2 separate regions of the Homo sapiens genome follow, and region 1 is linked to region 2. A link is a loop called in an ENCODE intact Hi-C map of the cell type or tissue named here. Cell type or tissue: CD14-positive monocyte. All regions are shown on one strand. Links, peaks and the distances in the headings refer to the core of each region. The heading gives the core; the rest is flanking DNA. Region 1 has its middle 160 kb from the start of PRLR. Region 2 has its middle 92 kb from the start of PRLR.

The links. A loop is a pair of places that touch in the nucleus more often than their neighbours do. Peaks named below come from ENCODE experiments on the same cell type or tissue, not always from the same donor. Only the 100,000 strongest peaks of a DNase experiment are listed, where the experiment ranks them.
Region 1: it touches region 2 in a loop (3-fold over the local background); 1 of 110 quality-filtered maps calls a loop at or near these places.

Annotation. Positions count from the first base shown.
Region 1 is chr5:35,383,555-35,400,512 of GRCh38, reverse strand. No RefSeq gene overlaps it. Among named protein-coding and RNA genes, the nearest start is that of PRLR, 160 kb to the right of the region's middle. In CD14-positive monocyte, for the core only: no CTCF peak of the experiment used is centred there; a DNase peak (open chromatin) is centred at 6,392; H3K27ac peaks cover 1,910 bases.
Region 2 is chr5:35,313,963-35,330,920 of GRCh38, reverse strand. No RefSeq gene overlaps it. Among named protein-coding and RNA genes, the nearest start is that of PRLR, 92 kb to the right of the region's middle. RefSeq lists a silencer at 9,028-9,228. In CD14-positive monocyte, for the core only: no CTCF peak of the experiment used is centred there; DNase peaks (open chromatin) are centred at 11,090 and 11,460; H3K4me3 peaks cover 981 bases; H3K27ac peaks cover 2,075 bases.

The DNA of each region.
Region 1 (16,958 bases), core at 4,414-9,413, 73 kb before region 2:
AAGTTGGATTCCTAGGTATTTTATTCTCTTTGAAGCAATTGTGAATGGGAGTTCACTCATGATTTGGCTGTTTGTCTGTTATTGATGTATAAGAATGCTTGTGATTTTTGTACATTGTTTTTGTATCCTGAGACTTTGCTGAAGTTGCTTATCAGCTTAAGGAGATTTTGGGCTGAGACAATGGGGTTTTCTAGATATATAATCATGTCATCTGCAAACAGGGACAATTTGACTTCCTCTTTTCCTAATTGAATACCCTTTATTTCCCTCTCCTGCCTAATTGTCCTGGCCAGAACTTCCAACACTATGTTAAATAGGAGTGGTGAGCCAGGGCATCCCTGTCTTGTGCCACTTTTCAAAGGGAATGCTTCCAGTTTTTGCCCATTCAGTATGATATTGGCTGTGGGTTTGTCATAGATAGCTCTTATTATTTTGAGATACATCCCATCAATACCTAATTTATTGAGAGTTTTTAGCATGAAGGTTGTTGAATTTTGTCAAAGGCCTTTTCTGCATCTATTGAGATAATCATGTGGTTTTTGTCTTTGGTTCTGTTTATATGCTGGATTACATTTATTGATTTGTGTATATTGAACCAACCTTGCATCCCAGGGATGAAGCCCACTTGATCATGGTGGATAAGCTTTTTGATGTGCTGCTGGATTCGTTTTGCCAGTATTTTATTGAGGATTTTTGCATCAATGTTCATCAAGGATATTGGTCTGAAATTCTCTTTTTTGGTTGTGTCTCTGCCCCGCTTTGGTAACAGGATGATGCTGGCCTCATAAAAAGAGTTAGGGAGGATTCCCTCTTTTTCTATTGATTGGAATAGTTTCAGAAGCAGTGGTACCAGTTCCTTCTTGTAACTCTGGTAGAATTCGGCTGTGAATCCATCTGGTCCTGGACTCTTTTTGATTGGTAAGCTATTGATTATTGCCACAATTTCAGAGCCTGATATTGGTCTATTCAGAGATTCAACTTCTTCCTGGTTTAGTCTTGGGAGGGTATACGTGTCGAGGAATTTATCCATTTCTTCTAGATTTTCTGGTTTATTTGCGTAGAGGTGTTTGTAGTATTCTCTGATGGTAGTTTGTATTTGTGTGGGATCGGTGGTGATATCCCCTTTATCATTTTTTATTCTGTCTATTTGATTCTTCTCTCTTTTCTTCTTTATTAGTCTTGCTAGTGTTCTATCAATTTTGTTGATCCTTTCAAAAAACCAGCTCCTGGATTCATTAATTTTTTGAAGGGTTTTTTGTGTCTCTATTTCCTTCAGTTCTGCTCTGATTTTAGTTATTTCTTGCCTTCTGATAGTTTTTGAATGTGTTTGCTCTTGCTTTTCTAGTTCTTTTAATTGTGATGTTAGGGTGTCAATTTTGGATCTTTCCTGCTTTCTCTTGTGGGCATTTAGTGCTATAAATTTCCCTCTACACACTGCTTTGAATGCATCCCAGAGATTCTGGTATGTTGTGTCTTTGTTCTCAATGGTTTCAAAGAACATCTTTCTTTCTGCCTTCATTTCATTATGTACCCAGTAGTCATTCAGGAGCAAGTTGTTCAGTTTCCATGTAGTTGAGCAGTTTTGAGTGAGTTTCTTAATCCTGAGTTCTAGTTTGATTGCACTGTGGTCTGAGAGATAGTTTGTTATCATTTCTGTTCTTTTACATTTGCTGAGGAGAGCTTTACTTCCCAGTATGTGGTCAGTTTTGGAATAGGTGTGGTGTGGTGCTGAAAGAAATGTATATTCTGTTGATTTGGGGTGGCGAGTTCTGTAGATGTCTATTAGGTCCGCTTGGTGCAGAGCTGAGTTCATTTCCTGGGTATCCTTGTTAACTTTCTGTCTTGTTGATCTGTCTGATGTTGACAGTGGGGTGTTAAAGTCTCCCATTATTATTGTGTGGGAGTCTCAGTCTCTTTGTAGGTCACTCAGGACTTGCTTTATGAATCTGGGTGCTCCTGTATTGGGTGCATATATATTTAGGATAGTTAGCTCTTCTTGTTGAATTGATCCCTTTACCATTATGTAATAGCCTTCTTTGTCTTTTGATCTTTGTTGGTTTAAAGTCTGTTTTATGAGAGACTAGGATTGCAACCCCTGCCTTTTTTTGTTTTCCATTTGCTTGTTAGATCTTCCTCCGTCCTTTTATTTTGAGCCTATGTGTGTCTCTGCACATGAGATGGGTTTCCTGAATACAGCACACTGATGGGTCTTGACTCTTTATCCAATTTGCCAGTCTTTGTCTTTTAATTGGAGCATTTAATCCATTTACATTTAAAGTTAATATTGTTATGTTCTAAATTGATCCTGTCATTATGATGTTAGCTGGCTATTTTGCTCGTTAGTTGATGCAGTTTCTTCCTAGCCTCGATGGTCTTTACAATTTGGCATGATTTTGCAGTGGCTGGTACCAGTTGTTCCTTTCCATGTTTAGTGCTTCCTTCAGGAGCTCTTTTAGGGCAGGCCTGGTGGTGACAAAATCTCCAGCATTTGCTTGTCTGTAAAGTATTTTATTTCTCCTTCACTTATGAAGCTTAGTTTGGCTGGATATGAAATCCTGAGTTGAAAATTCTTTTCTTTAAGAATGTTGAATATTGGCCCCCACTCTCTTCTGGCTTATAAAGTTTCTGCCGAGAGATCCGCTGTTAGTCTGATGGGCTTCTCGTTGTTGGTAACTCGACCTTTCTCTCTGGCTGCCCTTAACATTTTTTCCTCCATTTCAACTTTGGTGAATCTGACAATTATGTGTCTTGGAGTTGCTCTTCTCGAGGAGTATCTTTGTGGCGTTCTCTGTATTTCCTGAATCTGAATGTTGGCCTGCCTTGCTAGATTGGGGAAGTTATCCTGGATAATATCCTGCAGAGTGTTTTCCAACTTGGTTCCATTCTCCCCGTCACTTTCAGGTACACCAATCAGACGTAGATTTGGTCTTTCCACATAGTCCCATATTTCTTGGAGGCTTTGTTCATTTCTTTTTATTCTTTTTTCTCTAAACTTCTCTTCTCACTTCATTTCATTCATTTCATCTTCCATCACTGATACCCTTTCTTCCAGTTGATCGCGTCGGCTCTTGAGGCTTCTGCATTCCTCACGTAGTTCTCGAGCCTTGGTATTCAGCTCCATCAGCTCCTTTAAGCACTTCTCTGTATTGCTTATTCTAGTTATACATTCGTCTAAATTTTTTTCAAAGTTTTTAACTTCTTTGCCTTTGGTTTAAATTTCCTCCTGTAGCTTGGAGTAGTTTGGTCACCTGAAGCCTTCTTCTCTCAACTCTTCAAAGTCATTCTCTGTCCAGCTTTGTTCCGTTGCTGGTGAGGAACTGTATTCCTTTGGAGGAGGAGAGGTGCTCTGCTTTTTAGAGTTTCCTGTTTTTCTGCTGTGTTTTTTCCCCATCTTTGTGGTTTTATCTACTTTTGGTCTTTGATGATGGTGATGTACAGATGGGTTTTTGCTGTGGATGTCCTTTCTGTTTGTTAGTTTTCCTTCTAACAGACAGGACCCTCAGCTGCAGGTCTGTTGGAGTTTGCTAGAGGTCCACTCCAGACCCTGTTTGCCTGGGTATCAGCAGCGGTGGCTTCAGAACAGCGGATTTTCATGAACCGCAAATGCTGCTGTCTGATCGTTCCTCTGGAAGCTTTGTCGCAGAGGAGTACCTGGCTGTGTGAGGTGTCAGTCTGCCCCTACTGGGGGGTGCCTCCCAGTTAGGCTGCTCAGGGGTCAGGGGTCAGGGACCCACTTGAGGAGGCAGTCTGCCTATTCTCAGATCTCCAGCTGCGTGCTGGGAGAACCACTGCTCTCTTCAAAGCTGTCAGACAGGGACATTTAAGTCTGCAGAGGTTACTGCTGTCTTTTTGTTTGTCTGTGCCCTGCCCCCAGAGGTGGAGCCTACAGAGGCAGGCAGGCCTCCTTGAGCTGTGGTGGGCTCCACCAAGTTCGAGCTTCCCGGCTGCTTTGTTTACCTAAGCAAGCCTGGGCAATGGTGGGCGCCCCTCCCCCAGCCTCGCTGCTGCCTTGCAGTTTGATCTCAGACTGCTGTGCTAGCAACCAGCGAGACTCCATGGGCGTAGGACCCTCCGAGCCATGTGCGGGATATAATCTCCTGGTGCGCCGTTTTTTAAGCCCGTTGGAAAAGTGCAGTATTGGGGTGGGAGTGACCCGATTTTCCAGGTGCCGTCTGTCACCCCTTTCTTTGACTAGGAAAAGGAACTCCCTGACCCCTTGTGCTTCCTGAGTGAGGCAATGCCTTTCCCTGCTTCGGCTCGTGCACGGTGCACTGCACCCACTGTCCTGCACCCACTCTCTGGCCCTCCCTAGTGAGATGAACCCGGTACCTCAGATGGAAATGCAGAAGTCACCTGTCTTCTGCGTCGCTCATGCTGGGAGCTGTAGACTGGAGCTTTTCCTATTTGGCCATCTTCCCACTTTACTTTCTACTGGAGGAGTGACATATTTTCTTTATCTAACCCACCATTGATGGACACCTAGGTTGATTCCATGTCTTTGCTATTGTGAATAATGCTACAATGAACATGTGAGTGCGTGTGTCTTTTGGTAGAATGATTTGTTTTCTTTTGATTACATACCCAATAATGGAATTGCTGAGTATGACACTCTTTCTATGTCCATCACAGTGTCAAAATTAATGAGAAAACAGTAAATTCAGGACAAGACAAGGAATCCAACTACTGCCACTATTATTGAAGATTAAAAGCCAAAGCAATTAGAAAGTAGAAATAAAGATATACAATTTGGAAAGGGGAAAATTGACCTATTCCTAGTGCAGTTAGTATAATTACATACCCAGAAAACTCAAAAGAATCAGATAAAAAGTATTTGAATAATAAGAGATTGCATAAGTTTTGAAGCTACAAAATTAATTGTCAACTTCACACACATAAACCACCAGTTGGATGATATATAACGTCTTAAAAAAAAGTAAACATAATTATAATTTTACTTTGATTCTATAATCATAATAGAATCAAAGTAAAATTTTTAGAAATAAGGTTAACAACTCATGTGCAAGATGCATATAAAGAAAACCTTAAATGTTTGCCAAAGCCACAAGAGAAGATTTAAAATTTAATAAATTAAGGTCAAAAATGGTTCAATATCATAAAAATTTTAATTCTCCTTATGTTAACATATAAATGTAGTATAATCCTTATAAACACAATAATGATTTTTAATGTATCTAGAGTTTTTAATATTCATGTAAAAAATAAAAACCTAGGAATAGCCATGAAAACTCTAGAATAACAAACTAGTCATGATACAAATAGCCTTGCCAGATATTAAAATATATGATAAAACCTCAATAAGTAAAATGATATTATACCAGAGCATAAATAGGCAGACCAATGGAACCAACGATAACTTCAGGAAAGGACCCAGATACATACAGAAACTTAGTATATGCTTAAGTGACATTTAAAATCAGTGAGGAAAGTGGGATAATTTAATATAATAGTGCTGAGACAACTAGGTAGCCATCTGGAAAAAAATATGTTAGAACCATACACCACTATTCATGAGAATAATTGCCAGATAGATTGATTAAATTATAAAAAATCAAACCATTGTATATTAAAGAAAGAAATGAAAAAATTTGTCTATAACCTTGAGAGTAAAGGTAGCCTTCCTATGATTCAAAACCTATAAGCCATAAGAAATGGTAGATAAGTTTGACTACATAAAAATTTTTAAAAAGCTGCATTAAAAAATAAGAAAAATCAAAACAAAATTATAAACTGAAAAAAATTCTGAAACTAACAGTTTTAGGAATGGTAAATTGCCTTAAAAATATGCTATATTTCTCATAAGGGAAAAGTTCATTAGAAAAAAAAAACAGATAGAAGATATAAAGAGTTCTCAGAAACAGAAATTGCGAAATGTTCTCTAGCAAAGAAAGCTCAACCTCTACCATTAAAAAATGAAATTAAAGCTCTACTGGTATGTCAAACTTCTAGATATTTTCCAATTTAATGAAAAATGAAATTAAAGTTAAAACTCTACTGGTATTTCAAACTTCTAGACTTTTTCCAATTCAATGGATTAAAACAGTATCTCTTGGCAAGACCATGGGGAAAAGCACTCTCATGTACTTCTATGGGGGTGCCTATTGGCACAGCCCCTATAGACGATAATTTGGCAATATCTCAGAAAACACATTTTTCCTTTTACTCAGTGATATGGTTTGGCTGTGTCCCCACCCAAATCTCATCTTCAATTACAGTTCTCATAATCCCCCTGTGTCGTGGGAGGAACCCGGTGGGTGGTAATTGAATCACAGGGGCCATTACCCTCATGCTGCTGTTCTTGTGACAGTGAGTGAGTTCTCATGAGACCTGATGTTTTTATAAGGGGCTTTTCCCCCTTTTGCTCAGCACTTCTCTTTTCTGCCATCATGTGAAAAAGAATGTGTTTGCTTCCCCTTCTACCATGATTGTAACTTTCCTGAGGCCTTCCTAGCCATGCGGAACTGTGAGTCAATGAAACGTGTTTCTTTATAAATTACCTAGTCTTGGGAAGTTCTTTATAGCAGCATGAGAACAAACTAATACACTCAGCAACTCCACTTCTGAGAATATAACCTAAAGATACCTTTGCATGTTTCTGTAGAGACTTATTCATTGCAGCACTGTTTGTTATAGCCAAAGATTACCCCAAAAAGCCTCTCACATATCTATCCACAGGAGAATAATTAAATATATAGTGGAGTATCTATAAAATTATGAAGATATACAAAAGGAATGAGAAGATTTTGGTATGGAGATGAAAACATCTTTGAAATAGATTGGCGTCAGACAGTGTATAGAAGGACATTTGAGTGGCCACCTATCCTAGTTGCTCAGAGTTAAAACGTTTCCAGAGACAGGGGACTGTAAGCACTAAAACTGGGAAAGTCCTGGGCTAACAGACACTTGGCGGTCCTCCTAAGTCTAGCCCCTTTTTTTTCTGTAAAAGAGGTGGGAATTAGAATATACACTCATATTCATTTCTATATGCATAGAAAACCTCTGGAAGGACACACAAGAAAGAAACAATGATGGTTTCATGTTTTATCTTTGGTGAGGATGGGGAACAGGTAGATGAAGGAGTGAGACTGAAGAAAGTTGTTTCATTCAATGTATATTTTTAAAATTTAGACTGTGTAAATTTAACACCTATTCAAAAATTAAACCAGCAAATAAATATCCAAAAACAAATCATTCAGGAATGAAAAAGTAATCTGTTTTGCGGGAGGGAAATGTTCTTTCCTTAAGTAGAGAGCGAGATATCTAGGTAATTTATACAGTTGAATGGCTTGGAAACTTTCTTGCAAAGAATATTTTTTATAGCCTCTGCCGGCCTTCTTCTGGATCATAAATGTAATGCAGTGTACTGTCCATTGAGAACAAAGACTTACAGGCTGTCTGACCTGGTCAAAGAGAGCATGTCTGAGCAGCCCTTAAATTTCTGAATTGCCCAGTCTCAGCATAGGCTCATAAAGCTACTGTCTGAAAGAAAATAAATTCTGCTTAAAGCAAATCAGCCTGTGAGCCACTGCATCTTTACCTCAATTTGAAAATGCAATCCATATCACAGATTTTATTCTTTTTTTACTCATAAGACTCTGTAAAATATTTTGTAACTTGGAAAAATTCTTTATAAAACTTAGATTTATTTGCAAATTCATATGTTTTTCAAAGTGTTTGTTTTTTTAACTCTGAGCTGTAGAAGGGGAGGGAGATTTATTATTTATCTATATATACACCCAAACATGTATGTGTGTGGGTATATGTAATTTTATACATTTTTATAGCCTTTACCAGCCTTCTTTTGGATTATAAAGGTAATGCAGTGTACTGTCCATTAAGTCCATTTATATATCTATCTATCTATATCTATATCTATATATCTATATATATAGATATAAAATGAATCTCCCTTCCCCCACTCTCTTTATATAGAAGTCCTGCGATTTGCTGTTTGCAAGCCAGAGACCCAGGAGGGCTAGTGGTGAAGTCCCAGTCAAAGTTCAAATATCTGAAAACAAGGAACTCTGGTGGTATAAGTCTGAATCTAAGGGTAGAGGACTAATGTTCCAACTCAGTCAAGGAGAGAGAGAGAAAGAGAATTCCTTTTTGTACCTTTTTGTTGCATTCAGGCCCTGAAGGGATTGGATGATCTCCTACCAAATTGGGGAGGGCCATCTGCTTACTGCCTATTCAGATACTAATCTCATCCAGAAACACCCTCACAGACACACACAGGAATAATGGTTAGTCAAATATCTGGGTACCTCATGATCTAGTTAAGTTGACACATAAAATTAACCATTACGGGGAAGATCAAGGGATGTATGTAAATGGGTAAGATAAAATCCCTGCCTCTAAGGAGAAGCAATAATCATAGATATACAAAAAGAACTATTGCAACAATCATGGACATGGCTAGGCATGGTCCAGTTAAATTGCCCAGGATGGCACAGAATGGGAGATACTAGACTTGAAACTGGATGTCTAGTCTGAGGCAAAGAAAGCTGGAGAAAAGAATACTGGCAATGGTGTTAGTGCAGTATTGCAAATAGCAGCAAATACATGGAACATGCAGCAGCAGGGCCTGCTGAGAGGCAAGTAGAGAAAGTATGGGCAAAGGAATCAAGGAGCAGGCACTATCCAGAGATGAGAAGTAGGTCCCACAAAATCTGTAAGTGGGAATAGGGTCTGAGCAGAAATTCATGTCTAGAAGTCTCTTCCCAGAGTGGGATGGATAGGTGGATGTACAGGTCAAAGCAAGGTGGATGCCAGTTCTAGAAGGATCAATGTGCCAGGCAAATTTTCAGACTGGAACTCAGACACAAGGCCAGACAGAAATTAGGTGTCTCAAAACCTACCTTGCATAATGCACATAAACAACTCAGGGGATTGTAGCCTGAACAACAAGCAAAACTATAAACTTTCTAGAAAATAAATTGGAGGAAATCTTCATGATCCCAAGATTAGCATAAAATCATCAGCTAAGACACAAAAAGTATTAATCATAAAAGAAAAAATAGATAAATTGCATCTTATAGCAACTTAAAAGTTCTGCTCTTGGCGGGACGTGGTGGCTCACACCTGTAATCCCAGCACTTTGGGAGACCAAGAGGAGAGATGACGAGGTCAGGAGTTCGAGACCAGCCTGGCCAACATAGCGAAACTCCATCTCTACTAAAAATTCAAAAAATTAACTGGGCATGGTGGCGGGCACCTGTAATTCCAGCTACTCGGGAGGCTGAGGCAGGAGAATCACTTAAACCCGGGAGGCGGAGGTTGCAGTGAGCCGAGATCACACCATTGCACTCCAGCCTGGGCTACAAGAGTGAAATTCTGTCTCAAAAAAAAAAAAAAAATTCTGCTCTTTAAAAATCACCATTAAGAAAATGAAATTGCAAGCCACAATTTATAATGCATATATATTTAATAAATGACTTGCATTCAGAATGTATAAAGAATGTTTACAAGTCAATGAAAAGACAAGCAACCCAAGAAAAATATGTGCAGCTTGAACAAAACTTCAGGAAATAATATATGCTAATGATCAATAAACAAAAGAAAAGCTGCTCAATATTGTTAGGCATCAAGGAGATGCAAATTAAAAACACAATAAAATATTTACACCCACTAGAAGCATCCTAACATAAGAGAGATGTATATGTGTATATGGGTGTAAGCACTCACGTGTGTGTGTGTTTTAGGAAAATCTAATGATAAAGCGAATTTAAAATTCATGTAGAAGAGTGTCCAAAAGCAGACAAGAAATTTTATTTATTTTTTTTAATTAATATAAAGGGTTTTTATATAGGTAAACTTGTGTCATGGGGGTTTGTACAGATTATTTCATCACTCAGGTATTAAGCCTAGTACCCATTAGTTACTTTTCCTGATGCTCTCCCTCCTCCCACCCTCCACTTTCCCATAGGTCCCAGTACGTGTTGTTCCCCTCCAAGCATCCACATGTTCTCATCATTTCACTTCCACTTATAGGTGAGAGCATGTGGTATTTGATTTTCTGCTCCTGCGTTAGTTTGCTAAGTATAATGGCCTCTAGCACCATCCATGTTCCTGCAAAGGACATGATCTTGTTCTTTTTTATGGCTGCATAGTATTCCATGGTGTATGTGTACCACATTTTCTTTATCCAGTGTACCATTGGATGGGCATTTAGGTTGATTCCATGTCTTTGCTACGGTGAATAGTGCTGCAATGCACATGTTACTTTTTGACTTTTTAGTAATAGCCATTCTGACTGGTATGAGATAGAATCTCTTTGTGGTTTTGATTTGCATTTCTCTAATGATCAGTGATATTGAGCTTTTTTTCATATGATTGTTGGTCACATGTATATCTTCTATTGAAAAGTGTCTGTTTATGTATTTTTCCTACTTTTTAATGGGATTGTTTTTTTTTCTTGTAAATATGTTTAAGTTGCTTGCAGATGCTGGATATTAGACCTTTGTCAGATGCATAGTTTGCAAAAATGTTCTCCCATTCTGTAGATTGTCTGTTCACTCTGTTGATAGCTTCGTTTGTGTGCAGAAGCTCTTTAGTTTAATTAGATCCTATTTGTCAATTTTTACTTTTGTAGCAGTGGTTTTTGGTGTCTTTGCCATAAAAATCCCTGCTTGTTCCTATGTCCCGAATGGTATTTCCTATATTGTCTTCCAGGGTTTTTATAGTTTTGGTTGTTATATTTAAGTTTTTAATCCATCTTGAGTAACTTTTGTGTATGGCATAAGGAAGGGGTCCAGAATCAATCTTCTGCATATGTCTAGCCAGTTATCTCAGCACCATTTATTGAATAAAGAATCATTTCCCCATTGCTTGTTTTTGTCAGGTTTCTCAAAGATCAGATAGTTGTAGGTTTGTGGCCTCCTTTCTGGGTCCTCTATTTTGTTCCATTGGTCTATGTGTCTGTTTTTGTACCAGTACCATGCCCTTTTGGTTACTTTTGCTCTGTAGTATAGTTTGAAGTTGGGTAGAATGATGCCTCCAGCTCTGGTTCTTTTTGTTTAGGATTGCCTTGGCTATTCAGGCTATTTTTTGGTTCCATATGAATTTTAAATTTTAAATTTTAGTTTTTTATAGTTCTAGGAAGAATGTCATTGGTAGTTTATTAGGAATAGCATTGAATCTTTAAATTGCTTTGTGCAGTATGGACATTTTAACAATATTGCTTCTTTCTATCCATGAGCATGGAATGTTTTTCCATTAGTTTGTGTCATCTCTGATTTCTTTGGGCAGTGTTTTGTAGTTCCTCTTGTAGAGATCTTTCACCTTCATGGTTAGCTGCATTCCTAGGTATTTTATCCTTTTTGTGGCAATTATGAATGAGATTGCATTTCTGATTTAGCTCTCGGCTTGACTGTTGTTGGTGTACAGGAATACTAGTAACTTTTGCACATTGATTTTCTATCCTGAGACTTTGCTGAAGTTGTTTATCAGCTTAAGGAGCTTTGGGCTGACACTATGGGATTTTTTAGATAAAGGATTATGTCATCTGCAAAATGGGATAGTTTGACTTTCTCTCTTCCTATTTGGGTGCACTTTACTTCTTTCTCTTGCCTGATTGTCCTAGACAGACTTCCAATACTATGTTGCACAGACATGATGAGAGAGGATATCGTTGTCTTGTGCCGATTTTCAAGGGGAATGTTTCCAGTTTTTGCCCATTCAATATGATGTTGGCTGTGGATTTGTCACAGATGACTCCTATTATTTTGAGGTATGTTCCTTCAATACCTAATTTATTGAGAGCTTTTAGTATGAATGGATGTGAATTTTATCGAAAGCCTTTTCTGCATCTATTGAGATAACCATTTGCTTTTTGTCTTCCGTTCTGTTTATGAGATGAATGAATAACATTTATTGATTTGCGTATGTTAAACCAATTTTGCATCCCATGGGTGAAGCCTACTTTATCGTGGTGGATAAGGTTTTTGATCTGATACTGCATTTGGTTTGCCAGTATTTTGCTGAAGATTTTTGCATCAATATTTAGCAGGATATAGGCTTGAAGCTTTTTGGTTGATGTTGTTTCTTGGCCAGGTTTTGGTATCAGAATGATGCTGGCCTCAAAAAATGAGTTAGGGAGGAGTCCTTCCTCCTCAATTTTTTGGAATAGTTTCAGCAGGAATGGCACCAGCTCATCTTTGTACATCTGGTAGAATTTGGCTGTGAATCTCTCTGGTCCTAGCTTTTTGTTGTTGTTGTTGATAGGCTATTCATCACTGATTCATTTTCAGAGCTCATTATTGGTCTGTTCAGGAATTTAGTTTCTTCCTGGTTCAGTCTTGGGAGGATGTATATGTCCAGGAATGTAACCATTTCTTCTAGATCTTCTAGTTTATGGGCATATAGGTATTCATAATATTCTCTGATGGTTATTTGTAGTTCTGTGAGATCACTGGTAATATCCCCCTTTTCCTTTCTTACTGTGTTTATTTGAATCTTCTCTCTTTTCTTTCAATAAAGATTAACAATCTTTATTAATCTAAAAATATTTATTAAGACTAATAAACATTAGTCCAGACAGAAGTCTACTTTATTAATTAAAAAAATAGCTCCTGGATTCATTGATCTTTTGAATGGTTTTTCCTGTCTCAGTGTCCTTCAGTTCACCTCTGATTTTGGTTACTTCTTGTCTTCTGCTAGCTTTGGGATTGGTGGCTCTTGGTTCTCTAGTTCTTTTAGTTGTGATATTAAGTTGTTATATTGACATCTTTCTAACTTCTTGATGTGGCCATTTAGTGCTATAAATTTCTCTCTTAAAACTGCCTTAGCTGTGTCCCAGAGATTCTGGTACATTGTATCATGGTTCTCATTAGTTTTGAAGAACTTCTTGATTTCTGCCTTAATTTCATTATTTACCCCAAAGTCTTTCAGGAGCAATTATTCACTTTCAAGGTAATTGTATAGTTTTGAGCTAATTTCTTAGTCTTGATTTCTAATTTGTTTGTGCTGTGGTACGAGAGAGTGTTTGTTATGATTTGATTTATTTTGCTTGTTTGAGGAGTATTTTATGTCTGATTATTTAATCAATATTAGAGTATGTGTCACATGACAATGAGAAGAATGTGTATTCTTTTATTTTGGGGTGGAGAGTTTTTAGATACCTATCAGACTCACTTGCTCCAGTGCCGAGTTCAGGTCCTGAATATCTTTGTTAATTTTCTGTCTCAATGATCTGTCTAATATTGTCAGTGGGGTGTTAAAGTCTCCCACTATTATGTGTGGGAATCTTTAAGTCCCTTCAAAGTTCTCTAAGAATTTGCTTTATGAATCTAGGTATTCCTATGTTGGTGCATATCTATTTGGGATAGTTAGATCTTGTTGAATTGAACTCTTTACCATTATGTAATGCTCTTCTTTGTCTTTTATGATCTTTGTTGGTTTAAAACACGTTTTGTTTGAAATTAGGATTGCAATCTCTGCTTTTCTTGTTTTCCATTTGCTTGGTAGATTTTTTTCCATCCCTTTATTTTGAGCTTATGTGAAATGGGTCTCTTGAAGACATCATCATACCAATGGGTCTTGGTTCTTTCTCCAGCTTGCCACTGTGTCTTTTAATTGGGGCATTTATCCCATTTACATTCAAGGTTAGTATTGATATGTGCAGATTTGACCCTGTCATCATGATGCTAGCTGGTTATTATGCAGAATTGTTTATATAGTTGTTTTATAGTGTCCCTGGTCTGTGTACTTCAGTGTATCTTTGTAGTGTCTGGTAACGATCTTTCCTTTCCACATTTAGTGATTCCTTCAGGAGCTCTTGTAAGGCAGGTCTGGTGGTAATTAATTCCCTCAGCATTTAGTTTTCTGAAAAGGATCTTATTTCTCCTTCACTTATGAAGCTTAGTTTGACCAGATATAAAATTCTGGGTTGGAATTTCTTTTCTTTAAGAATGTTGAATATTGACCCCCCAAACTCTTCTCACTTGTAGGGCTTCTGCCGAGAGGTTCACTGTTAGTCTGATGGGCTCCCTTTTGTAGGTGACCTGACTTTTCTCTCTAGCTGCCTCTAACATTTTTTCTTTCATTTTGACCTTGGAGAATCTGATGATTGTGTGTCTTGTGGATAATCTTGTGAAGTATCTTACTGGGATTCTCTGCATTTTCTGAATTTGAATGTTGGCCGCTCTAGCTAGGCTGGGGAAGTTCTCATGGATGATATCCTAAAATATGTTTTCAAAGTTTGTTCCATTTTCCCCATCCCTTTCAGGGACTCAGTCTCCTCACATAATCTCATATTTCTCAGAGGTTTTGTTTGTTCTTCTTCATTTTTTCCTCTACTTTTATCTGTCTTATTTCAGAAAGCCAGTCTTCAAGCTGAGAGTCTTTCCTCTGCTTCCTGTGCTTCATCTATTTTGCTATTAATACTTGTGATTGCATTATGAAATTTCTGTAGTGTGTTTTTCAGCTCTGTCAGGTTGTTTATGTTCTCTTCTATACTGGCTATTTTGTCTGTCAGCTCCTGCATTGTTTTATCATGATTTTTAGCTTTCTTGTATTGAGTTTCAGTGTACTCCCGTAGCTCAATGATCTTTGTTCCTATCCAGATTCTGAATTCTATTTCTGTCATTTCAGCCATCTCAGCCTGGTTTAGAACGCTTGCTGGAGAGCTGGTGCAGTCATTTGGAGGAAAGAAGGCGCTTTGGCTTTTTGAGTTGCCAGTGTTCTTGTGCTGATTCTTTCTCATATTTGTGGGCTTATCCTCCTTTATTCTTTGAGATTGCTGATTTTTGAATTTTTTTTTCTTTTATCTTATTTGATGGCCTTGAGGTTTTGGTTGTGGTGTAAGGTGGATTGAGCCAACTGGCCTCGTTTCCAGAAGACTTTAGAGGGCCAACACTCAGCTCCCAACTCCTGGACTGTGTGCTCTCACTCTGAGGGACTTGTATTGGGCCCTTACTTTGTTCTCTTGCTCCTCGAGGTTAGGGATCCACTGCAAAGGGGAGGCTCCCTGACTGCTAGTCACTACACTTTGATGGGTGGTGTCAGCGAAAGCGTTTCATACTGTGGTGACAGCAGGATTCATCCTCATTCACATGGGCCAGGAGCAGTGGTAGCAGCAGCTGCAGCAGAGTGCTACCAGGTGCCAGAGTGCCTGCCTCCCTGCAGGCCTACACCACAGTGGAGAAAGCAACGCAGCTCGGGGGAGCGGTGAGGGGCCCTTTTGGCAACTGTGTGCCTAGTCATATTGGCAGTGGTGTTGGCTCAGTGGTGGGGTGCTGGCAGGTGTAGGTCTGAGTGCCTTCTCTGTGCCCTACAAGCAGAAGTGGTCGCTTAGGGTGAGGGAAGATCTGTTCTCTGCACAGTGCTAGCACAAGGGCAGGACCTTGGTAGGGGCAGGGCTGGCTGGCTCTGTGACCACCAAGACTTCATCTGCAATGGCGGTTGCCTGGGGAATGGGGGCAGACTAGTAAGGCAAGGAAAGAAAAACCTGCCTGTGCCCACACACACCAGCAGAGTGATGTGGGGAGTTTCCATGGACCCAAGTGAAGCTGCAGTATGGGGAGGGAGTATGTGGGCTGGCCCATGGCCATAGGGGCCAACCCACTAGAGCTCTTTGCCAGTCTGGCATGGTCCACCAGCTCAGAAGCCATGGTGTGGGCCTCCATGGGACCCAAGGCTGCCCTGCAAGAAGATGTGGCCAGGTTGGGACCCCGGGAGAGTCCAGAAGACCAAGGGGTGCTCAGGTCAAACTGGCCCCATCTGATGGGCAAGACACCCTGCAGACTTCAGTACCCACAGTTTCCCTAGGGCTAAAGCCTCCTATGGGAGCAAGTGGAGCCTGGGGAATGGATGTCCCTGGCCATGCTCGACTACAGATGCTCCCGCACCAAATGCTCTGGGCTCAACATCAGCTGGTTTGCTGCCTCACCACTTCTCTAAGCATCTCTCTCTTTGCCAACCTGAGTGTCTGTGGTGACTGAGGGGTCTCCTCCTGCCGGGATTCCAGAGGCCTGTGAGGTGAGCAGGTTGCTCTTTGTCAGCTCAACTCATCCATTTTCCTGGAGCCACTGGGGGCCAGAAACGAGTCTTGTGCATGGTAACCTCGTGCAGGGTTCCTAGGATTCCTCCCCTTCAGCCCAGCTTCTGTGACTTCCCTTCATCCACTCTTGGTGCCTTCCCTCTGAAAATCTGTTGGGAGCACCCCAGTCCTCTTGGTCCCCCGGTGGGAGCTGTTCCACCTGGCTATGTCTAGTCAGCCATCTTTCCCTCACCCCAAGAGATTTTTTAAAAAGAAGAGTTAGAAGGAACTGCCTTACAGATATTAAACTTACCACAAAATGGTATGGCATTGGTATAAGGACAGAAAGATAGAAGAGTAGAATAGCTGAAATATTCCAGAAACACATGTAAGTATATATGTATGGAAACTTAATAATGTGAAAAAGAAAATGCCAATAGGGTAGGAAAATAATATTTTAAATAAATGTTTATTAATTAATTAAAATTTGAATTATTTATTAAAAGGATAATTTAAATAAATGCCTGTAGTAAATTGGCTCTATCCAATTGATAAAAACTTTAAATTCCCTCCTCTATATCATATCATATTTTTAGAAATTCCAAATGGATTAAATATATAAATATAAATAATAATAATTATCTGGCAAAATCAAGGGTAAGATTTGCAAAACCCTGTAGTAAGGAGAACTTTTTTTTTAGCAAAACAGAAAGCTCAAGAAATATGGTGAAGATTGATATATTTGACCATATGGAGTTTAATTTTTCCCCAAGGAAGAAAGAATATGCTAAAATCAAAGGAAAAACATGAAAAATGCACATAAATAAACACATAAATCAGTCAGGTATTTAATTTTTCTATAGAAAAAACATTGTTTGAAAATTTACTAAACACACACACATATACATACTCTAGTAGAAAGTTACACAAATATATGAACCTATTTAAATAAATATTTGAAAAG
Region 2 (16,958 bases), core at 8,020-13,019:
AGAGAAGGCAGTGGGGGAGGTACCCCACTTTGCAATAACCAGACCTAGTGAGAACTCACTCACCATAATGACAGCACCAAGCCATAAGGGATCCTCCCTCAGGGCCCAGATACCTTCCACTGGGCCCCACCGCCAACACTGGGGATTACATTTCAACATGAAATTTAGAGGGGACACATAACCAAACTATATCAAGGGCCCATTTAATGAATTTCACTTTAATTCGATTACCTCTGTAAAGACTCTATTTTCAAATGAGGTCACATTCTGTGGTACAAATGGGAGTTAGAACTCCAACGTATTTTTTATGGGGGACATAATTCCACCCAGAGGTTGTACTGCAAGATGTTGGCATTTTCAACTTTTTTTTCTTTACTTTATAAAACTTTCTTGCCTAAAACAGTTTGCTAATTTGTAGGTTTAAGGTGCATTATTCTTTTTTTAACTTTGATTTTAAGTTCAAGGGTACACGTGCAAGTTTGTTACATAGGTAAACGTGTGTTGTGGGGTTTGTTGTACAGATTATTTCATCACCCAGGTATTAAGCCTAGTACTCATTAGTTACTTTTCCTGATTCCTTCTCTCCTGCCACCCTCCATCCCTCCACAGGCCCCAGCGTCTGTTGTTCCCCTCTATGTGTCCATGTGTTCTCACCATTTAGCTCCAACTTATAAGTAAGAACATATGGTATTTATCTGGTTTTTCTGTTCCTGTGATAGTTTGCTAAGCCTAACAGCCTCCATCTCCATCCATATTCCTGCAAAGGATGTGATCTCATTGTTTTTTATGGCTGCATAGTATTCTATGGTGTATATGTACCAAGTTTTCTTTATCCAGTCTACCATTGATAGGCACTAAGGTTGATTCCATGTCTTTGCTATTGTGAATAGTGCAACAATGAATATATGTGTTCATGTGTCTTGATGACTGAATGATTTATATTAACTTTGGGTAATGGGATTGCTGGATCGAATAGTAGTTCTATTTTTAGATCTTTCAGGAATTGCAACACTGTTTTCCACAATGGTTGAACTAATTTACGCTCCCACCAACAGTGTATAAGTGTTTCTTTTTCTCTGCAACCTCACCAGCATCTGTTATTTTTTTACTTTTTAATAACAGCCATCCTGACTGGTGTAAGGTGGTATCTCATTATGATTTTCATTTACATTTCTCTAACCATCAGTGATGCTGAGCTTTTTTTCATATGCTCGTTGGCTACATGCATGTCTTCTTTTGAAAAGTGTCTGTTCATGTCCTTTGCCCACTATTTAATGGGGTTGTTTTATTCTTATAAATTTAAATTCCTTAGAGATGCTGGATATTAGACCTTTGTCAGACGCATAGTTTGCAAAAACTTTCTCCCATTCTGTAGGTTGTCTGTTTACTCTGTTTATAGTTTATTTTGCTGTGCAAAAGCTCTTTAGTTTAATTAGATCCCATTTGCCAACTTTCGCTTTTGTTGCAATTGCTTTTGGCGTCTTCATCTTGAAATATCTGCCCTTTCCTATGTCCAGAATGGTATTGTCTAGATTGTCTTCCGGGGTTTTTATAGTTTGAGGACTTTAATCCATCATGAGTTAAATTTTGTATATGATGTAAAAAGGAGATCCAGTTTCAATCTTCTGCATATGGCTACCTAGTTATCCTAGTACCATTTTTTGAATAGGGATTTCTTTCCCCATTGCTTGTTTTTGTCAGTTTTGTCAAATATCAGATAATTGTAGGTGTGTGGCCTTATTTCTGGGATCTCTATCCTGTTCTGTTGGTCTATGTGTCTGTTTTTGTACCAGTACCATGCTCTTTTGGTTACTGTAGCTCTGTAATATAAAGTCGGATAGCGTGATGCCTCCAGCTTTGTTCTGTTTACTTACGATTGCCTTGGCTATCCAGGCTCTTTTTTTGTTCCATATGAATTTCAAAACCATTTTTTCTGTTCTATGAAGAATGTCACTAGTAGTTTAATAGGAATAGCATTGCATCTATAAATTGCCTTGGGCAGTGTGGCCATTTTATTGATATTGATTCTTCCTATACATTAACATGGAATGTTTCTTCATTTGTTGTTCTGTTGTTTTTCCATTTTGTTTGTCATTCCTGATTTCTTTGAGCAGTGTTTTGTAGTTCTCCTTGTAGAGATCTTTCATCTCCCTGGTTAGCTGTTTTCCTAGGTATTTTATACTTTTTGTGGCAATTGTGAATAGCACTGCATTCCTGATTTAGCTCTCACCTTGACTGTTTTTGCTATATATGAATGTTAGTAATTTTTGCACATTAATTTTGTAACCTGAGATTTTGCTGAAGTTGTTTATCAGCTTAAAAAGCTTTTGGGCTGAGATTAAGGGGTTTTTTATGTAAAGGATTGTGTCATCTGCAAACAGGGATAGTCTGACTTCCTGTCTTCCTATTTGAACGCCCTTTATTTCTTTCTCTTGCTCGATTGCTCTGGCCAGGACTTCCAGTACTATTTTGAATAGGAGTGGTGAGAGAGGGCAGCCTTGTCTTGTGCCAGTCTTCAAGGGAAATGTTTCAGGTTTTTGCCCATTCATTATGATGTTGGCTATGGATTTGTCATATAGATGGCTCTTATTATTTTGAGCTATTTTTTTCAATACCTAGTTTATTGAGAATTTTTAACATGAGGGTTTGTAGAATTTTATTGAAAGCCTTTTCTGCATCTATTGAGATAATCATGTAGTTTTTGTCTTTAATACTGTTTAGATGATGAATCACATTTATCAATATACGAATGTTGAACCAACCTTGCATCACGGTAGATAAGCTTTTTGATGTTCTGCTGGATTTGGTTTGCCAGTATTTTGTTTAGGATTTTTGCATCAGTGTTCATCAAGGATATTGGCCTGAAGTTATCTTTTATTGTGTCTCTGCCAGGTTTTGGTATCAGGAGGATGCTGGCCTCATAGAATGAATTAGGAAGGAGTCCCTCCTCCTCAATTTTTTGGAATAGTTTCCTCAGAAATGATACGAGTTCATATTAGTACATCTGGTAGAATTTGACTGTAAACCCTTCTGCTCCTGGGCTTTTGTTGTTGTTGGTAGGCAATTTATCACTGATTCAGTTTTAGAGATCATAATTGGTTTTTTTCAGAAATTCAATTTCTTCCTGGCTCAATATTCGGAGGGTATATGTGTCCAGGAATTCATCCATTTCTTCTAGATTTTCTAGTTTATGTGCACAGAGGTGTTCATAATATTCTCTGATGGTGATTTGTATTTCTGTGGGGGTCAGTGGTAATATCCCCTTTGGCATTTCTAATTGTGTTTATATGGTTCTTCTCTCTCCTTCTTTAGTCTAACTTGTGGTCTATCTATTTTATTAATTTTTTTCAAAGAACCAGCTCCTGGATTTGTTGATCTTTTGAATGGTTCTTCATGTCTCAGTCTTCTTCAGTTCAGCCCTGATTTTGGTTCTTTCTTGTCTTCTGCTAGCTTTGGGATTGGCTTGCTTTTGGTTCTCTAGCTTTTTAGCTGTGATGTTAGGATGTTAAATTGAGATCTATCTAACTTTTTGATGTGGCCTTTTAGTGCTATAAATTTCCCTCTTAACACTGCCTTAACCATGTCCCAGAGATTCTAGTATGTTGTATCTTTGTTCTCATTAGTTTTGAAGAACTTCCTGATTTCTGCCTTAATTTCATTATTTACCCAAAAGTCATTCAGGAGCAGATTATTCAATTTCATGTAATTGTATGGTTTTGAGCTAATTTCTTAGTCTTGGTTTCTAATTTGATTGTGCTGTGGTCTGAGAGAGTGTTATGATTTCAGTTCTTTTGCACTGTCTGAGGAGTATTTTATGTCCAATTATTTGATCAATTTTAGAGTATGTGCCATGTAACAATGAGAAGAATGTATATTCTGGTGTTTTGGGTGGAGAATTTTGTAGATAACTATCAGGTCCACTTGGTCCAGGGCTCAGTTTAGGTCCTGAATATCTTCGTTAATTTTCTGCCTCAATGATCTGTCTAATACTGTCAGTAGGATGTTGAAGTTTCCCACTATTATTGTGTGGGAGTCCAAGTCTCTTCAAAGTTCTCTAAGAATTTACTTCATGAATCTGGGTGCTCCTGTGTTGGGTGCATATATATTTAGGATAGTTAGGTCTTCTTGTTAAATTGAACCCTTTGCCATTATGTAATGCCCTTCTTTTATATTGTTATTTTTGTTGGTTTAAAGTCTGTCTTGTCTGAAATTGTAATTGTAACCCCTGCTTGTTTCTGTTTTCCATTTGATTGATAGATTTTTTTCCATCCCTTTATTTTGAGCCTATGTGTGTCACTGCATGTGATCTGGATCTCTTGAGGACAGTATCCCAAAGACTCTTGGTTCTTTCTCCAGCTTGCCACTCTGTGTCTTTTAATTGGGGCATATGGCCCATTTACATTCAAGGTTATTATTGATATGTGTGGATTTGATCCTGTCATCATGATGTTAGCTGGTTATTATGCAGACTTGTTTGTGTGGTTGCCTTATAGTGTCACTGGTCTATGTACTTCAGTGTGTTATTGTAGTGGCTGGTAATGATCTTTCCTTTCCATATTTATGGCTTCCTTCAGGAATTCTTTTAAGGCAGCGGTTATCTGGTGATAATAAATTCCCTCAGCATTTGCTTGTCTCAAAAGGATCTTATTTCTCCTTCACCTACGAAGCTTAGTTTGGCCAGATATAAAATTCTTTATTGGAATGTTTTTTAACATGTTGAATATCAACCTCTGATTTCTTCCGGCTTGTAGGGTTTCTGCTGAGAGGTCGGCTGTTATTCTGATGGGCTTCTCTTTGTAGGCAACCTGACCTTTCTCTCTAGCTTCCTTTAACAGTTTTTCTTTCATTTTAACCTTAGAGAATCTGATGATTAAGTGTCTTGGGAATCATCTTCTTGTGAAGTTCTTACTAGGGTTCTTTGCAGTTCCTGAATTTGAATGTTGGCCTCTCTAGCTAGGTTGGGGAAGTTCTCATGGATGATATCATGAAATATGTTTTCCAAGTTTTTTGCACTCTCCCCATCTCTTTCTGGGACACCAGCGAGTTGTAGATTTGGTGTCTTTACATGATGCCATATTTCTCAGAGATTTTATTCATTCCTTTTTATTTTTCTCTATTCTTGTCTGTGTCTTATTTCAGAAAGCCAGTCTTCAAGCTCTAAGATTCTATCCTCCCATTGGCCTATTCTGCTATTAATACTTGTGATTGCATTATGAAATTCTTGTAGTGTGTTTTTCAGCTCTATCAAGTTGGTTATGTTCTTTTCTATACTGGCTATTTTGTCTGTCAGCTCCTGCATTATTTTAATTTATTCTTAGCTTTTTTGGATTGGGTTTCAATGTATTCTGGCATCTCAATGATTTTTGTTCCTATCCATGTGCTGAATTCTATTTTTGTCATTTCAGCCATCTAAGCCTGATCCAGAACCCTTGCTGGAGAGTTGGTCATTTGGAGGAAGAAAACACTCGTGACTTTTTGAGTTGTCAGAGTTCTGGTGCTGGTCCTTTCTCATCTTTGTGAGCTGATGTTCCTTCAATCTTTGAAGTTGCTAATCTTTGGGGTTTTTTTTTCTTTTAACTTATTTGATGACCTTGAGGGTTTCATCATGGTATAAGATGGATTCAGCCAACTGGCTTCATTTCTGGAAGGTTTTAGGGGGCCAGTTCTCAACTCCCAATTCCTGTACTGCATGCTCTAACCCTGGGGAACTTGTACTGGGCCCTGACTTTGTTCTCTGGCTCCTCAAGGGTAGGAATTCACTGACTTAGAGTGGCTGAGGGACTCCCTGACCACTGGTCATTACACTCCGATGGGTAGTATCAGCCAAAGCATTTCCTAGTTCAGTGACAGTGGTATCCATCCTCGTTTGCACCAGCAAACCAGACTTGGGCCCCAGAACGTGCCAGCAGCAGCAGCAATGGCAGCATGGTGCAGTGGGGTGCATGCTTGTCAGCTGCAGCAGGGTGCTAGTGGGTGCTGGGGTGCCTGCCTCCATGCTGGCATTCACCACAATGGCAGAGGCAACGCAGCTCAGGAGTAGGGCAGGGGGGCAGGGTTCCCCTGCTGGTGACTGCACACAGTCATGCTGGTGGCGGTGTTGGCACAGGGACAGGGTGCTGGCAGGCGCAGGTCTGTGTGCATTCTCTGTGTGCCACAGGCAGAGGCGGTTGCTCAGAGTGGGTGGGGGAGGGTCCACTGTTCTCTGTGCCTAGTTTCATTCCTACAATAGTGTTGGCACAAGGGTGGGGCACTGGCAAGGGCCTGGCTGGCAGGCTCTTTGCCCACCAAGGCTCTGACTGCAATGGTGGTCAGTGGAGGCAGGACAAGATGTACACATACACACATGTTAGTGGGGCAAGGAAGGCAGAAGCTACCCATCCACACACATGTTGGCAAAGTGATGTGGGGAGTTGCTGTGGGCCTGGGGGAAGCTGCAGTGTGGGGTGGGAATGGATGAACTGGTGCATGGGTTGGTGCATGGGCTGCCCCACTGGAGCTCTTCACCAGTCAGGCATGGTTTGCCAGGGCAAGAGCTGTGATGTGAGCCCCTGGGGCATCCGAGGCTGCCCTGCAAGCAGGCGTGGCCAGACCTGGGCCCCAGAACGGGCCAGCAGACCAAGGGGTGCTTGAGTCACACTAGCCCCATCTGATAGGCAAGACTACCCTGCAGAGTTCACGCCCCACAGCTCCCATAGGGCTAGTCTCCTATGGGAGCAAGTCGAGCCAAGGGGAGTTGGCAATCCCTGAGCATGCTCCACTATAGATGCTCTGGGCTCTACATCAACTGGCTTGTTGCCCCTACCACTTTTCTAAGCAGCTCTCCCTGACAACTTGAGTGTCCATAGTGGTCAAGGGGTCTCCGTCTGCTGGGGTCCCAGAGAGGCCTTGATGAGGGCAAGTTGCTCCTTGCCAGCTCAACTCACCCATTCCTCTGGAGTCATTGGGGATCAGGCATGAGTACTGGTGCATGGTAGCCTCTAGCTCCATGTAGGGTTCCCAGCTTCCTCCCCATTCAGCCCACTTCAGTGTCTTCCCTCTGTCCACTGGTGGTGCCTTCCCTCTGAAGATCTGTTGGAAGTATGCCAGCTGTCTTGGTCCCTTGGTGGCAGATCTTCCACCTGGCTGAGTCCAGTTGGTCATCTTGCCCTAAGGTATTTTTAACTTTTTAACTTGGGTTGCCCTATCAGAAAGGAAAACAGATTGGGATTGTCAGATTCAGCAAATAGAAATATAGGATGCCCAGGTACACCTGAACTTCAGATAAACAATGAATAATTTTAGTATATGTCCCAAATATGGCATGGACATATTTACATTTAGAAAAATATTTCTTGTTTATCTGAAGTTCAAATTTAACTGGGTGTCCTATATTTTATCTGGAAACTATAAAACATGTCCTCCTGATTCTCCCTTTATCTGGTAGCTCCAAGGCACCATGCCACCCCAGTAAGATACCAGAAGTTATAGCCACACTGCAAAGAATCCTGCACTAGGAGTTCTGATCCTCAGATCTAGCACCCAATGTATGATAGGTGTTTAATTTGACCAAAACACTTACCATCCCTGGGACTTCGCCTCTTCATCTGTAAAAATAGAGATAAGAATTTCTTTCCTATCTTAGTAATTATTGTTGTGAAGTCCAAACAAGATAAATAAAATGAAATTGCTTCCCATAATAGAAAGTTGTTATTTGCATATATGTGAATTTAGGAACCTGATGCTCTGCCTTCTTCCTTGCTCTGAAAGCCAGTCCCACAGATGAGCAGATTGCCTGTGAGCATCTGCATCCCTTACCGTTCCTAAATTCACAGTCTCCTAGAACCACTGCTGTGGATTCAGCCCTTCACAGTAAAGACTAAACAACTAGAATGAGAACTTTTGGTCACCAAAGTGATCCCCTGAGTTGATGACCAGGATTTACTTTCAGACCTCTGCCTAAAACATAATAATGTTTTTTCATCAACACTTTAATACATCTGTTTCTCTGGAGATAGAATTCGTGTTTGTGTACCAGTTGTAGAGAAATCACTTTTTAAATTCAGAGAAAAGTCTCAACACACACATACATACACACACAAAAAAAAATGGGGAAAAAAGAGAGGCTCTGAAATGCTGAGATCTGTGATCACAGCCTTTATTAACAATATGCAACCAGTTCCAGAAAAAAAATTCAAATAAGAACTGGAATAATTATCCATACTTGCTAAGTAAACACTCGATGTGGTTGCTATCAAAATGAAAATTTGTCATGTCTAGTTTGACTCTGAGCACCCATAATTAAGTAGGCTTGGCAGCTGTTTTTAATTCACGCACCTAAGGAGGAAAATTATATGCTTTATCCAGTAAGGGGATTGTGATTTTTATTTTAAATTCTGTCTCTAAGGAATTTCTTACCAGAATGTGAAAGAGTTTTCTTTACTTGTTTAAAGCAAACTGCTCTCGTCAGACTTTATAGGAAGTACCACAATGCAATAGGGAATTTTATTATTTCTGTAGTTTACTTAGCATTTCAAGACATTTACCATTTTAATTATTTTCCTCGAATGTACTGTTGTGTGTATCAATGTAGTGTCACTGCTTCCGCTGGACATTTAAGTGGGTTACGGTCAAGTGTTAAATAACTATTTTTTTTGTTTTTACAAAACACCTATTTTACAACTATCTTCTGCTTCCTGCATGACCATTGTATACTATTAGCCATGTGTGTGGTCTATACCTCTACTTGCATATCATGCAAAGAATAAATTCTGTGAAATTAATTTTCCAGGAAAATAGTATTCAAATATATGTTGTCTAGAAGAAGTAACACTTCTTGTTTTAACTGTGACTTTTAATTCTAATTAAGATTTTCCTTCTTAACCTCCTTGTGTTTAATTTAGAACACGGCCTCAAGACCTTAATATTTTATAATAGTGACTTTACAATAACCAGTTACTGCTTTTTTCCTAAGGTACACAGCACTGGAGAGAAGCAGAGCTAAGGAGGTGAAGTGTCTGTCTGTCTTGCTGAAAGCAGCTGGGAGTGGGAAAAAATAGTCTTGTCCACTTTTGGCTATCTCAAGATGAACATGGAGCTCTCCAGCAGAGGAAATGTCTAGGAGGATAAGGTGACATCTATCAAGTGAACCTACTATGCGAACACATCTGCTGATAGGCCTGACCCATTTCTATCATCTGAGAATCTCAAGTAGCTTGTCCACCAGCCACAGGTTGTTAAACATTGATGGTGGATACTGTAGATGACCTTGCACTGTCCTTCAGAGAAACATGAATCTGAATATTCCCCAATTTGGGAATATCTGGAGATTTTTCAGGCTTAGAGAGGTTTTTTTTTTTTTTTAATTTTTTTTTTTTTTTTTGGTTTGCAGGTCTTTTTAAAGTTGACCGTGCATTAGGGCCATAACAAAGCTAAGCTTTAGAACTAAACAGAGACTGATTATATCTAGAGAATTACAACCCATTCTTAGAAGTAAATTCTTTTTTTTTTGTTGTTGTTGTTGTTGTTGTTGTTTTTGAGACGGAGTCTCGCTCTTTCGCCCAGGCTGGAGTGCAGTGGCGCCATCTCGGCTCACTGCAAGCTCCGCCCCCCGGGGTTCACGCCATTCTCCTGCCTCAGCCTCCCGAGTAGCTGGGACTACAGGCGCCCGCCACCGCGCCCGGCTAATTTTTTGTATTTTTAGTAGAGACGGGGTTTCACCGTGTTAGCCAGGATGGTCTCGATCTCCTGACCTCGTGATCCGCCCGCCTCGGCCTCCCAAAGTGCTGGGATTACAGGCGTGAGCCACCGCGCCCGGCCCTTAGAAGTAAATTCTTACTTGCCACTTTCACTTTGCCATACTCCCTTTTATTAGCCTATCACCTACCTTAGTTTAAAAAAAAAATACACATAAGCACACACACATAAACTTTACATTAGTTAGCTCAAGTTTCTTATGCCCACTTTACAGCTAAGGTACATGTATCTCAAAGAGATGGGGTGACTTCCTCAGGGCTCCACAATGAGTAGTACCCAAACTGGGCCTCCCACCCACCTATCCTGATATCTAGCGCAGTTTCTGCTTCACATCAATGTTGCCTCCTTCTTCTTTCTACTATGGATTTGTAGGTTATTGAAAAAAAACTATCTTTGGAGAATAAAAAATCTTTATAAAATCTAAATGCCAACTTACCAGTTTAAAATTCAAATGGAAGTCTTCCCTAAACTATCATGTAACAAGTGTTCATTCATTGAAAACTATTTATTGGAGCCTACTATGTGCCACACATTTTGATAGGAGCTGAGATAAATTGATGGTCAATTATGAAATAAGATATACTTTCCCTCACATTCGTGAAACCTAAAGTCTGTGAAAGGAGACAATTAAGCAAGCACTGGCAAAACTGCATGATAAATGCTCTTATAAGAGAAGCACAGGGCACTACTGAGAGGCTGTAGAAGGTTCTCACATCATCTTCCACCTAAATGACATTTATGGAGCAGTTACTGCATGCCAAGTATTGTCATTGCTTTGCAAGTATCATCTTATTTAATACACATTCAGGCTTATGCACTCCAGTCATGGATTAGAAAACTGAGGAGACGCTTCAGAGATTAACTGACTCTCCCAGTCACAAAGAAAGAAAGGTGGAGCCCAAATTCAACCAGGCACTATAGTTCAAGTCTACACTGACTAACCTTCCACCTAGGTCAATTATAACCTTCTCAGAGAGAAGATTACGATGTTTTTCTTACTAAAGTAACCCAGAGTTCCGTCCAGTGTGGCAGAAAGGAATAGATTATTGGTTGGCTTGAAATGGAATCTATTACCATTTCTAAACAAACAATTTCACAAAACTGAAATAAGTCCCACAAGAAGATTAATGAAATGTGTCCAAGGCACAGAATTACTTTAATTTTCCAGTTGGTTCACCAGCTGAATCTAAGAGTTTGGTTGCTATCTCTGTTGGACTAAAGTAGAGTTTTTATCTTCTATAAATCAATCAGGACAGTGGAAATCACCAAATGACATCATCATAACCACAGAGTACTTAATAGATGCAGCCTTTGTGTCTTGCTACTTAAGAAACAGCTAAGCTTCAACCATCTTAAAACTTCCCTTTTTGCAGACTGGCCCAGCGCCAAACTTGTAATGACACACAGAGTGATACATTTCCTTATTTCTTTCAAGCTTCTCTTGAGTTTCATTTTTCACAATTTTTTTACCATCTGGACACATTCTACAAACTTTCCATTCACCTTGCTTATAATGCTTTTTTATCAAATAAAATCATTTATTCTTTATTCTTTCGTGGCCAATGTTTTTTCTTTCAGACACTAATTAGGAATCTGAAATATTGCTAGCAATTGAGAGTTAAGGATGGCCAAAGTTTTTCAAGAATAACTAGCCCATTTTGTTTGGTTTTGCTTTGCAATTTAGAAAAGGAAATCACGTTGCTTTTGAAAACAAATGTGGTGAAATTGTAAGCCATGCCATTTTTATTCTGGCCTTCAGTTGAAACTCTCTTTGTGGTCAGCAATGCACACAAAGTCCTGTCTAAATCAGCCTCGAGCAATATACATAGAACATACATCTCATTTTCAATAATAAATATGTTGGCAAACTAGGGCTAGTGGAAATAAAATGACTGTGAAGTAGAATATATTATTTAACTAAATTTATTCAGCACGTGCTTTTGCTTTTTGTATTCTGTTTTTCTCACATATGCCCCAAATCAGAAATTTCTTCCTTTTATGCCTATCTTACCTGTATATTAAAGACATACTTAATTTTCATGAAATTTTTTTTAATGTTTGTTATCTCATATGTTGTTAGGGTAACTGGCAATAAGCCTATCTTCCCAATTATGATGAATATTTGAAGTGACTCTGTAAGTAATTTACAAGTAAAGATTTTTATCTAAAAAAAAGTTATCCACTTCATTTCCTTTTTATCAGTTCTCTGAATGTCTTTTTCCCCCCAAATATTTACACTTTTTTGGGTTTTTTTCAAGGTTTATACTCCTATGGACTTTTTAGAAATAAATATTCTATAAACTCTGAAAGTTTCAAAAGAGGGCTAAAATGTATTTTTATAATCAAAACAGTGCTGAATAGGGTATATCACTTCCAAGCAACTATAATAAAATACAGCTTTTTTGGTTCTATAAGGGAATTGTTGAAATAATATCTTAACGTCATCTACTTTGTCTTTTGAAGAGAGATGAGGAAACTCTGGAAAAAGCAGCTTGCCCCTAGTATGTCAGGTCTACAAGAGAGGGGAGACATTGGATGGAGTGTCCTATGTGGCAGGGAGACCTCCACTCAGCAGGACACGGTGAGAGTTTCTTAAGTGAGTACAATATAAAAATATAATTTGGCAGAGCAAGAGAAATATAAGAAATCAAGCGGAATAATAATAAAGAAAATGATTACCATTCTTTAGGGTGTGCTTATCATATGATTATGTGTCAGACATTCCTCTCAAATGTTGCCATGTTTTAACTCACTTTACCACCATAACAGACCTGGGAAGATCAGAAAACCCATTGGTTTAAGCTACAAATAGAGAAGATGTTGAAACACAGAGAAGGCGTAAGAACTAAAGGGAGACACAACCAAGAAGAAGCAAAGATGGAAGACCATGCAAGAGTGGACTGAGCACAGAGTGGGAGGGTGAGAGCAAGGTTCTTGGTGTCAGGGAATGACTGAAAAGAATAAAGCCAAAGAACTCGTACTCAAGGAGACGGAAGCCTCAAGAGGGCCGAAGCAATGGAAGCTTGACTTAGGGTGGGGGTGTCCTTCAACTTTGTGGAATTATGCTACAAGGCTGTATTTGCCAATTTTCACACTGCTATAAAGAACTATCTGAAGCTGGGTAATTTATAAAGAAAAGAGGTTTAAGTGACTCACAGCTCCGCATGGCTGGGGAGGCATCATGAAACTTACAATCATGGCGGAAGGTAAAGGGGAAGCAAGGCACGTCTTATATGGTGGCAGGAGAGAGCAAGAGTGAGGAAGTGCCACACATTAAAACCATCAGCCCTGGTGAGAACTCACTCACTCTCATGAGAACAGCAGGAAGAAAGCTGCCCCCATGATCTGATAACCTCCCGCCAGGTCCCTCCCTCAACACATGGGGATTACAATTCAAGATGAGAATAGGGTGGGGACACAGAGCCAAACTCTATCAAAGGCATTCTGCTGATCCCTACCACCTGCCAGGCCCTGTCCATTGTCTGCAGCATGAGCCATAAGTATCAGCCCATCAAAAATGTTCATTCCCACCTCCCAGCTTCATCCTTGTACCTCCACTTCCTGTCCTGAAAGAGTTGGAGTTAAGTGGTGAACTTAATACAATTTGGGGTGAGGGTTGAGGGGGCAGAGTGGGCAGAAGGGGGAAACAAGCAGAAGATTTAAAATGAGAAGGCTGAGGCTTTAGTTCCAGTCCTAAAATCTAGGTGACTTTGGGCAAGTTGTTCCTCCTCTCTCGTCCCTTATTAGTTCCTATTTAAATGTCGGCATTGAAGTTAATCTTCTTGAGGTCTGTTCCAGCTCTAATGGATGTTTTCTAAGGCAGTCTAATACAATAGATACAAGCATGCTTTTCATACGTAAAAGCTACTGTTGATTCATTTGATAATAAAATTCACACATAAAAGCTATTAGTGATTAATTTAATAAAATTCCAGGCTTTAAATCCATACTGGTTTAGCTTGAAGTATGGAGGTGTGAATTTAGGTAGTGTGTCAGGGAGATTACTCATCCCAGACAGGTGGTTTGGGTGTTTCCCAGCAGGGGCAATCAGACCTGTCTGGGTCATTCAGCCACCCACCACATATCTGCAGAGCACAGACTCACGCTTGAGTCAGATGCTCCCAGATCACCATACTCTAACAATTAGCCACACCACAGCCATTTGTCTTAAATTAACTTAGAGCGTGTTAGCTGAAGCCTAATTAAACATTGGCAGTTGCTTAGGAAAAACAATTAAAAAGTCACTCAGCAATACCATCTTGTCATTACAGAAAGCTTTAATAGGCGGGACTTGCAAAATATGGAAAATCTTTCCCTCACATGTGTGTTGGCTTCCGCAATAGCTAATGGACTCATCTAGAATAACACCCTGCCAAGGGTCTTTGATGGGACAGCTGTTCTCACAAGGCAGCTCTCAGGAATATCAGGTGTTCAGGGTTTTTTCTACAGCTGGCAGTAAACAAAAAAAGAAAAGCAAATTTTGTTTTATTCATCACAACAGCTGGAGAATGTATAGAAAATATTCAAACCACAAAATAACAAATGCAATCCAAACATCCCCAATTACTTCTAAATTCTTTCTTCCACTCTACAGGCCTTTCTCTTACTTTGTAGGCATTTGGTGGGGTTTTCCTACCTACCCGTTTCCCAATCTCAGTTATTTCTGACACACTGTTGCTCCCTCAAAATTGAAAATTATCCCCTCCCACTATGCTTTGGTGCTTAAGATTCTGAATATAAAGCAATATGACCAGCACCATCCCTGGGCTTTCCAAAAATGGCCTAGAGAAAAAGGCTTGTCAAATGAATTCTTAGTTTTTCTTGTCAGGCTGTGCTTATGTCTCTCTTGACCTCCTGACCTGTGTAAGTTGTCTAAGGTATTCATTGCTTTGAGCTGTCCCTATAAAAGTATCAACTTGATGCTGGTTCTGTGGTAAATAAGAAATAAGAAAATCAAGTCACTGTCTCCCAAAAAGCAATTCAGTGGCTCAGCTGAATCTCTTCCTCCTGGTGTTTCCATGGAACCGAAGTGGACTGGCTCTGCCAACTTCTTTTGCCTTGATTCCTCACTCTTTCAGCTGATGATAGAATCATTTTTGTCCCCAAAACTCACACAGGCACTAGATTTGGGGTATTGACTATGTTACCAGGGAAAGCCTTCCACTGCCATGTAGTGGGGAGTTTCCTCAGAAAGTATATGAAGGCCAAAGAAAGTAGGGAGGGTCCCTGCAAATCCGCAGCAAGCCTTGCCTAAACAAAGGGAAAAGGAGGGTGCTTGGGGGTCGGGGGGCAGGTAGAGGAGGCCTCAGATACGATTTGATATCCTGTAATCCACGGTAGGTGGCCTCTGAACTCTGCCCTGAAAAATCTGTCATGTTGAGACAGAAAGACACCCTGAGGATGAGCACATGTAGATCTCTGATCTCTAAGTCTCTTGCTGGACGCATCCAAGACAATGTGGAATAAAGTAGCAGTTCAGGAAGTGTGTTTCCATGCACTAGTGAAAGGTGAAAATATGAAATAAACTACCCTGGGTTGGTCTTTCATGCCTACTTTTGTATTTTTTTATTTACTTTTGTCATGTTTTTTGATATATAATTGTTTGAAATTTGTATCCATGCAATGTTCCAGCACTGGGAATTATGAGAATGGTTCTGGACCCTACAAAATCAATTGACATGATTTTTCACTTAGAGCAAGACCACATCTTCTGGGCAGGCCCAGTGGCTCATGCTTGTAATCCCAGCACTTGAGACTAAGACGGGAGGATCACATCAGTCCAGGAGTTCAAGACCAGCAGGGTAACAGAGGGAGAACACCCACTCTCTAAAAAAGACTTTTAAACATTAGCTGGGCATACTGGTGCATGCCTCTAGTCCCAGCTCCTCAGGAGGCTGTGGTGGGAGGATAGCTTGGGCCTGGGTGGTTGAGGCTGCAATGAGCCATGATCGTGCCACTGCACTCCAGTCTGAGCAACAGAGTGAGCCTCTGTCTCAAAAAAAATAAAATAAAATAAAGACAACATCTGATTTTGTTCAGTTCACTTTCACCCTACACTGAGTAAATCTCCAGAAAGAAATCTAAGGACTACGTAATCAGTCAATCCACTCAACCCACAACGCTACTGGAGTACACTCATTAAGCCTCAAGAGACCTGTAAAGAAAAGGTCATCCAAAATGGAGCAAATAACCAACCAGCATGCAGGTATTACTGATAGCTAGTACACGCCAAGTCATTGGGGGACTCTGAACTTTCTCTACACATAGTTTTTAAAAGAAAAGATAGTAAAATATCTCCTTCCTTCATAATGCCAACACACACTAGTATGACAATTTGTTACAGTATCATTCCTATGAGGTAGGGGAAAAGAATGATGACACTCATAAATCTATTGGTTTAGATACAAAATAAATTTTCAATCCATGAGTGTGTTCACTGAGAATATATAAAATAAAATAAAATTTGACTTTCAATTTCTTAACTCACAGTCCTATAGCCAAATAAACTGGACCATCCACATCTACTAAAATCAAATTGGCCGCTACTCCAGATTATTGGCTCTGTGGTAGCCAGCCTGCAACATGGCCCCACTCATTCTTACATCCTGGGATTCATGGACTTGTGCATTTCTCCTCCCACTTTTTACCATGGTTGATCTATGTCACCAATAATAGATGGAAAAAATGATGGTGTATTACTTCCGAAGATAAGTTATGAAAGACCTGTGACTTCTGCCTCATGCCTTTTCTCTTGGATTGCTTATGCTGGGAGACACTAGCTACCATGCTGTGAGGACGCTTAAATTTCTTTATGGAGAGGCCTGTGTGTGAAGAGCAACTGAGGCTAGGAGCCAGTGAGGAGTTGAAGAGTCCAAGTCCAATGGCTGCATGAGTGAGCTTGGAAGTAGATCCTCTAGCCCAGTCAAGCCTTGAGTGCAGTCTTGCCCAATATCTCAATCACGACCTCATGAGAGACCTTGAACCATAAACACCCAACTGAGCTGCTCCATAGTGCCTGACTCAGAAACTATAAGATAAATATGTATTGTTTTCAGCCATTACATTTTGGGGAAATTTGTTATCTGGCGGTAGATAAACTAATACCCTCTCTTTCCTGATCTTAAATTATTTTAAGTTCATGCTGTATCATTGATTTCCTTAAATCTACATACCCCAAAGTAACTGTTTTTGTCTTCTAAAAGTGCAAGGCCAGAAATTTTTTTAAC